2 separate regions of the Homo sapiens genome follow, and region 1 is linked to region 2. Evidence: chromatin contacts called from ENCODE Hi-C data. All regions are on one chromosome and are shown on one strand. Each heading gives the region's core, a stretch centred on a gene start or an enhancer-like site at or near the end of the contact. The rest is flanking DNA. Distances are from core to core; before and after follow the strand shown. Region 1 has its middle 270 kb from the start of LINC01950. Region 2 has its middle 98 kb from the start of CHD1.

Region 1 (3,709 bases), core at 581-3,080, 8.3 Mb before region 2:
GTAGCCATTGGCAGAGCACGGTCCTTTCCTGTTTGGATCCCAGATCGACCCCTTTTTGGTGTCTGGTTGAAACTCTTGTCTGAGCTGCCAATTTCTTCAGAAATTAGGAGTTTTGTTCCGGGTTCTCTTTCCATAAATTCTATTTCCTCTAGGTTTCTTTCCTTTTGTGCTCCAAGAGACTTTTAATAGTCATTCTTCAAATTTGGGGACTTCGGAACAGTTCATGACAGGTATTTTCTTTCCCTCATCTGCTTTGTTAAAGAAAAAATAATAGGAGAAGAAACTTTAGCTTTCCTCAGTGCCGTTCCTTTTTCCTCAGAGCCTACTTTGAACTCCTTCTACTACAGTCCCTTTATAGGGCTTGTAATAGACGATAATGTGCTAAAAGCAATCTCTGTTAGACTCTGGGAAGTCTCATTGTCTTCAGTTAGACTCTTTAAGATTCTTAAAACCCCCCAGGCACATTTAAACTTAAAAAGCTAGACCTTGGTCTGGGATCACCCTTCATTCATACTTATTTTCTGGTGAGAGTGGTATTTTTCTCTGGCTGATATTTTTCAATCTAGAATTACAAAATACTTGTGGCTGAAGGTCACTTTAGAGACCATCTCAATTCTTATCCATATTCTTATTCTGTTGTTAAGAAACCTAAAGGCCTGGTGAATCAAGTAGTTTGTCCTAAGTCATTTAGTTATTTAGTATTAATGACTAGAATCTTTGTCTTCAAAGGCCTAGCTTTCCATTCTTTGTAATTCTCTACTTTAATTTTCTACCGAAACTCATACAGCAGGACAAAGACATTGTGTTCTCACAGGGCATTGCATCATTCATTCCATCAATCATTTAACAAATATTTATTGAACGCCTATATAAGCAAGGAGCTGTGCTGGTGCATAACGAGTATGCATAAACAGCTTGATTTAAATACAAGCCAAATACAATTAATTTCTGTTAACCATTTATAATTGTAAATTCTTTTCCTAGGAACTGAAAAAATACAACCAAAATATTTTATGCTTCTATCATGTACAGACAGTTATTTTAGAAAGAACAGGGAGAATGCCATGTACTAATTATGCTGAGTTATGGATTTCTTGAGTTTTATAGAAATGTTTTGGTATGAAAAGAGATGGGGTAAGCAAGCTTAAGTTTTCGTAAAATAAACATTGGAAATTAAGACCATCTTCAGAATAGCTACGTGGTGGATAAAAAGTTTAGAAAATGTAATGTAGAGGCCGGGAGTGGTGGCTCACGCCTGTAATCCCAGTACTGTGGGAGCCTGAGGAGGGCAGATCTCTTGAGATCAGGAGTTTGAGACCACCCTGGCCAACATGGTGAAACCCTGTCTTTACTAAAAATACAAAAATTAGCCAGGCATGGTGGCAGGTGCCTGTAATCTCAGCTACTGGGGAGGCTGAGGCAGGAGAATCCCTTGAACCCAGCAGGCAGAGGTTGCAGTGAGCCTAGAAGGCACCACTGCACTCCAGCCTGGGCAACAGAGTGAGACTCTGTCTCAAAAAAAAAAAAAAAAAAGGATGTAATGTAGAATGAAATTGTTGTCTCTGAAAACTGTCATCAAGTTGTTTGTTTTACAGGTGGCTTATTATTACATCTTGAAAGGACTGGATATCTGAGCACTGTCTGACATTACTTTTGACTTCACTGGAGGTAACCTAGAAGGAGAGAGATGTCTCAGCAGTTTCTTTATCAATCGCCACCTTTGGATTTAGCCTTCTGTGGTCATTTTGAATAGCAAGCATCTGAGACAGCAAAGGTGGGCGCAACTGCCAAAACCACAACCCACGGTCAAAAGGATCGTCATCCATTTGGGGGTAAGAGGCATGATATGACGTTCAAAGAGTGCCATGTCAGGAGTCAGAGGGCCTGGTTCTGTGCCTAGTGCCAGCTTTTCTTCCCTCGTATGACCTCCTGGCAGGCCACCTAATCCTATGGATAATTTTTCCTCACCTTTAAAATAGTGATAAAAGCTCCTGCCTTACCTATGGCATGACATTATTTTGAGGATCAAATGGGATTGCTAATGCAAAGCTGCTTTCAGAACTCAAAGACCTCTGGGAATATAAGGCAGTTTTTGTTTTTAAAAAAACCTAGAAAATTGACCAGTAACAGAAGTATTTACCTTGCAGAAATTAGTGTTTCCTTCTTTGGTGGGTGTTGGGAGTCTGTGTGCATATTTTACTCTGTGGAAAGCACTTCTGTTCCCCTTGCTTTGAAACTGGCAGGAGATAGGCTCAGTGCTGGTGGGAAGTAGCTAGCCTCTCTTATCCCTTCAAAGAAGCAAGAACAGGACTGAATTTTATTAGAGAGGCTCACTGTGATGGACATGATGAGGCAGCAGCCACTGGATCACTCCCAGTGATCTCTCATTCCCGCAGAGTCATGGGAACACTTCACAGACAACCGATGTGAGGTTCTGAGTCATGTTTGCAATGTTTCCAGGTGATGGCTGATACCAAATGTTTCTTTTTCTTTTGTGCCAGGGCTGTAGGTTCTGTTGTGTCATGATAGAAAGGAGTAAAAGAAAAAATCCTTTTGCAATGCTTGATTGTAGAGAAGATTTTATTTTACATTCCATTATTTCGTGCAATAAGCTCTCATTGAGTGGGCACCATCAAAGGCATTAGTGATACAGGCCTAAGTGTTTGGGAAGACTGTGCCATGGAGTAATTACATCACATTGTGGTGGTAAAGCTCTGGGTTGAAGCAGTTAAAGCTGGAATACTTCCTTCATATCTGTGCTCTACTTATCTGGCAGCCTCAGAAGGTATGTGTTCTAGAAAGTGCAACAGTAAGATGGCAGAGATTATGTTAGTTTGACTTCTGTGGAACACATTTTCATTCCTTCTTTACCCTGCCTTTCATCAGCATTCAGCATTGTGAAAGTAACAGAAGTGAGAAACAAATTTGGGTTTGTCTGAGGCAGAAGCTAGCAGTTATTTATGTTAATATATTTATTTAATGACTGTTTAATTAATAAGCAAGATCTTTGCCTTCAATTAACATAAATTCTAGCTAAGGGCATAATGGTCACACAATGTAGAAATTCCTAACATGTTGGGTGTGGATTTATGGTATGGGAGTTTTATTGTAAAGGGCCTACAATAATACATCAAGCCTAATCCAAACAAAGGATATGCTATTAGTTTTAATGCATATAGGATCTGCTGTGATTACTAAAATACAAATCTAATTAAAGTTACTAAATTCATTGTGTCTCTTTACCATTTCACATTTTACTTTGACTGTGTAATTATTTTATTACATATTTTTCCACACTAGAGTATAGGTTCTATGAATCTGTTTTTATTCCATTAAGCCCCTGGGTACTAGAAGAAGGTTTGTTAAATGCTGATTAAGTATGTATTCTCAACCAACAGATTGAGAGATTACAAATATAATGTGCTATCCCTTGAAATTTTATAAATTTAAAAAGGATTTAACTTTTATAAAATTAGAAGTTAAAACCTTTGGGTTGAGGTTGAGCCTCTCTGAGTGTAGGTCAATGCAGCAAAGATAAGTAAGATATAGAAAAAAAAGCAAATTAAAAGGAGCAGGGCACAAAGACTTAAATGTGATAGGTTAGAGATCATTAGCTATGGAATGCCACCTCTGCCTTCATCTCCCATTGTTTTGCTTCATGCTCTTTCATTTCCAAGAATTTTGACATATCTTGCCTCATACGAACTAT
Region 2 (3,630 bases), core at 147-2,646:
ATCTACTGTATACTAGACAATATGTATATTGTAAGAATTGCAAGGATGAATGATTCATATTCTCAAGGAATTTAGAGTCTATTAGAGGATAAAACTACAAAACTAAAAATCAATCATATGATCTGTTAAGAAATGACTACAGAAACAAAAGTAAGAAAGCAGCAAATGTGAGGTTTGAGGATAGAGACAGAAGAATTTCTGACAGGAAGTAATTTTTGAATTGAGCCTTGATGAATGAGAATATCACTTAGAAATAAGAAAAGGAGGACCAGGTGCAGTGGCTCATGCCTGTAATCCCAGCACTTTGGGAGGTTGAAGCAGGCAGATCACCTGAGGTCAGGAGTTCGAGACTAGCCTGGTCAACATGGCAAAATCCTATCGCTACTAACAATACAAAAAAATTAGTCATGCATGGTGGCGTGCACCTGTGGTCCCAGCTACTCGGAAGACTGAGGCACAAGAATCTTGAACCCCGGTGGCAGAGGTTGCAATGAGCCAAGATCGTGCCACTGCACTCTAGCCTGGGTGACAGAGTGAGACTCTGTCTAAAAAAAGAAATAAGAAAAGGGCATTTTAGGTAAAGAAAATGGCTGAGGAAGCTATAAAAATACCTTACATATTTAGTCTCTTTGCAGTTTTTTGCCTCCTGTGTGACAGCTTCCCCACATTACACTCCCTAACTAAATACCCATGAAGCCATAAGAATTCCCTCCATTTTTATTTCTTGTTTTGTCACCAACTTTGAAATTTGATAGTGTATTAAAATAATGGATGGTCCACCACAGTCATGAAGAATGAATAGAACCTCCTGATAAAAGTGGTTTTTGTGAGTTTTTTTAGGGATGGTTAATTTTTTAAAATCTGATTCTGGAATGCAAGAAGATTATAAAATGTTTTTAAATTTAAAAAAACAAACATCTGTATACCATGCTGTTCTCTTCTTTGCATTGGGATTTGGGTTATTTCATAGAGCATTTTAATTAATGGTGCAAATTAGTCTAATTACCAAATTAGTCTAAAGCTCTCAGAAGTGAGGTCAATGGATACACATGCTGTGGAAAGGCCAGACTTTTCATAAAGCCACAAAAACTATTTTTGGTACCCAGAAGATGACTTGGTTAGTATCAAAAACAGTAAGATCTACCTTCATTTAGGACATAAGTGAAAGACACTTCTGTGGTTAATAAATTTCACTGGCAGCAAGGGAGTAGAAGCCCCTAGGAGATACACTCCACTGCTTCTACAGAGAGGTAGAAGTGGAGTTTCAGTTTTAATTTTGCACTGTCTTTCTTTGAAATGATTCTAGCTTCTGCTTTTGAACAAACAGTAACAGTTTCTGATCCCTGTTTTACTGTCATTGAATATCAAATGGAGAACTTGTTTCTGAGACAGGAAATGCTAGTGAAACTCCTCGCTCCTGTCAGCACTTTCTAAGCAAAGTCAGGCACACTGCTTGCATTCTCTGTATTTGGAGATCTTCATCTTTACACGATGCTTATTGCAATCTGGAAGCTAAAATAATCCATACTCAGGCTTCAATAGCCTAAACTGTTTTTTTGTTTTTGTTTTTTGTTTCATTTTTGTTTTTTTTTTGTTTTTTTTTTTTTTTTTTGAGACAGAGTCTCGCTCTGTCACCCAGGCTGGAGTGCAGTGGCAGGATCTTGGCTCACTTCAACCTCCACCTCCTGGGTGAAGCAATTTTCCTGTCTCAGCCTCTCAAGTCCCAAGTAGCTGGGACTACAGGCATGTGCCACCATGCCCAGCTAATTTTTGTATTTTTAGTGGAGACAGGTTTTCACCATGTTGGCCAGGCTGGTCTCAAACTCCTGCACTCAAGTGATCTGCCCCCGTCAGCCTCCCAACGTGCTGGGATTACAGGTGTGGGCCACTGACCCAGGCCCAATAGCTTAATCTTCATATTTCACACCTGGAAAACTATAATTATAGTACTGCTGACTTTTTAAACTGGTACAAAGACTTATCTTAGGCAATGTCTAAAAAGTGCTCTAATCACCTTAGAAGAAAATTATGCACTCTACAAATCACAGACTTGGGAGGCTTTGTTAAAAGTAACCTGTTCCAACACTGCAATATATGAATCAAGAATCATTTGTATGATACAGTGAATTAAGATGGGTACTCTGGGCATTTTATTTTGAAAGGTCAACAAAATGCAACTTGTTAGAACAGTTTTAGCTCTGTAGCCTATGGCTACCAGTTTACGCTAAAATAAGTCTTTTATTATACACAGTGACAAATTCTTCCATCTCTTCAGCTCTTTTCACCAATGCAATGTATACTGAGTAGTATCTCCTTCAGTTAGTTTAGGCCATCTCTGGCTCTTCTGGAATATTCTGTCCCTCTCAGGGCTGCATTTGATATGCACTTTAAATGTATTTTGCCTATAATTTAAAAGATAGGATGGGGCTGGGCACTGTGGCTCACACCTGTAATCCCAACACTTTGGGTGGCCACAGAAGGCAGATCGCTTGAGGTCAGGAGTACGAAAACAACCTGGCCAAGATGGTGAAATCCCATCTCTAATAAAAATACAAAAATTAGTCAAGTATGGTGGCAGGCACTTGTAATCACAGCTACTTGGGAGGCTGTGGCACAAGAATCGCTTGAACCCGGGAGGAGGAGGTTTCAGAGAGCCGAGATTGCGCCACTGCCCTGCAGCCTGGGTAACAAAGGAAGACTCTGTCTCAAAATAAATAAATAAATAAGATAGCAGGATGGGTGCAGTGGCTCACACTTATAATTCCAGCACTTTGGGAGGCCAAGGGGAGAGGATCACCTGAGTTCAGGAGTTTAAGACCAGCCTGGACAACATGATAAGACCCCATCTCTGTAACAATTTTAAAAATTAGCCAAGAGTGGTGGCATAAGCCTGTGGTCCCAGCTACTCGGGAGGCTGAGGTGGAAGGATCACCTGAGCCCATGGGGTAGAGGCTGCTGTGTTTGCACCACTCACTCTAGCCTGGGCAACAGAGTGAGATCCTGTCTCAGTCAATCAGTCAGTAATAAATAAATATAAAATGATAGCAGCTGGTAGTCAGCAGAGGCGGCAAGGGAGATTTCCCAAAATAACGAAATTCTCAAGATTCTATCCTCAGGATAGATTCTGAAATCCTCAGAGAATTTGGAAATTCTCAAGAGGTAGTTTTGCTAACACACATCCACTTGTAATCCATATTGTCTTTTCTCCCTTGGGGTGCAAGGCGTTAATTAACAATATTTAACTTAAACAGACTCATAGTGCTACAACTAAGGGAATTCCTGAGCTACTTCCTGTTTCCAAGTCCCTGGCCAAGCCGCTCTTGAACTGCTCCACCCCCCAAAACAAACAAATTCTTTTAGTTAATATTTAAACTCTGTTCATTTGAGCTTTATTCCTTTGACCCTAATGCTTTAACTTCTGCTAAAATAAAAATGCTCTTTGTACTATTATTAATTATTTATGCTCTACTGTGATGGAAGAATCCAAACAATTTTGATAGGTGACTGCTTAAGCCTCTGAGAGTGAATTAACTGTATTGATCTCTTTGAGAATAAATTAACTATTATTGCTCATTGCTCATTTGCATGTATAAGCTCTGGACTGGATACGTTTTTTAAGACACTTAATAT

The links. A loop is a pair of places that touch in the nucleus more often than their neighbours do. Pooled maps may share reads with other maps.
Region 1: a loop to region 2 is called in a map with no recorded cell type, with 18 times the contacts of the local background. The contact joins two enhancer-like sites. A Hi-C loop is called at or near these places in 2 of 37 single-sample maps with no recorded cell type and 1 of 50 pooled maps.

What each region holds. Positions count from the first base shown.
Region 1 is chr5:107,284,017-107,287,725 of GRCh38, reverse strand. No RefSeq gene overlaps it. Among named protein-coding and RNA genes, the nearest start is that of LINC01950, 270 kb to the right of the region's middle. RefSeq lists an enhancer at 1,329-2,528. Within about 2 kb of position 1,830, at least 2 of the 41 ENCODE cell types and tissues checked have a DNase peak (open chromatin) inside an H3K27ac peak, as active enhancers do.
Region 2 is chr5:99,025,182-99,028,811 of GRCh38, reverse strand. No RefSeq gene overlaps it. Among named protein-coding and RNA genes, the nearest start is that of CHD1, 98 kb to the right of the region's middle. Within about 2 kb of position 1,396, at least 5 of the 41 ENCODE cell types and tissues checked have a DNase peak (open chromatin) inside an H3K27ac peak, as active enhancers do.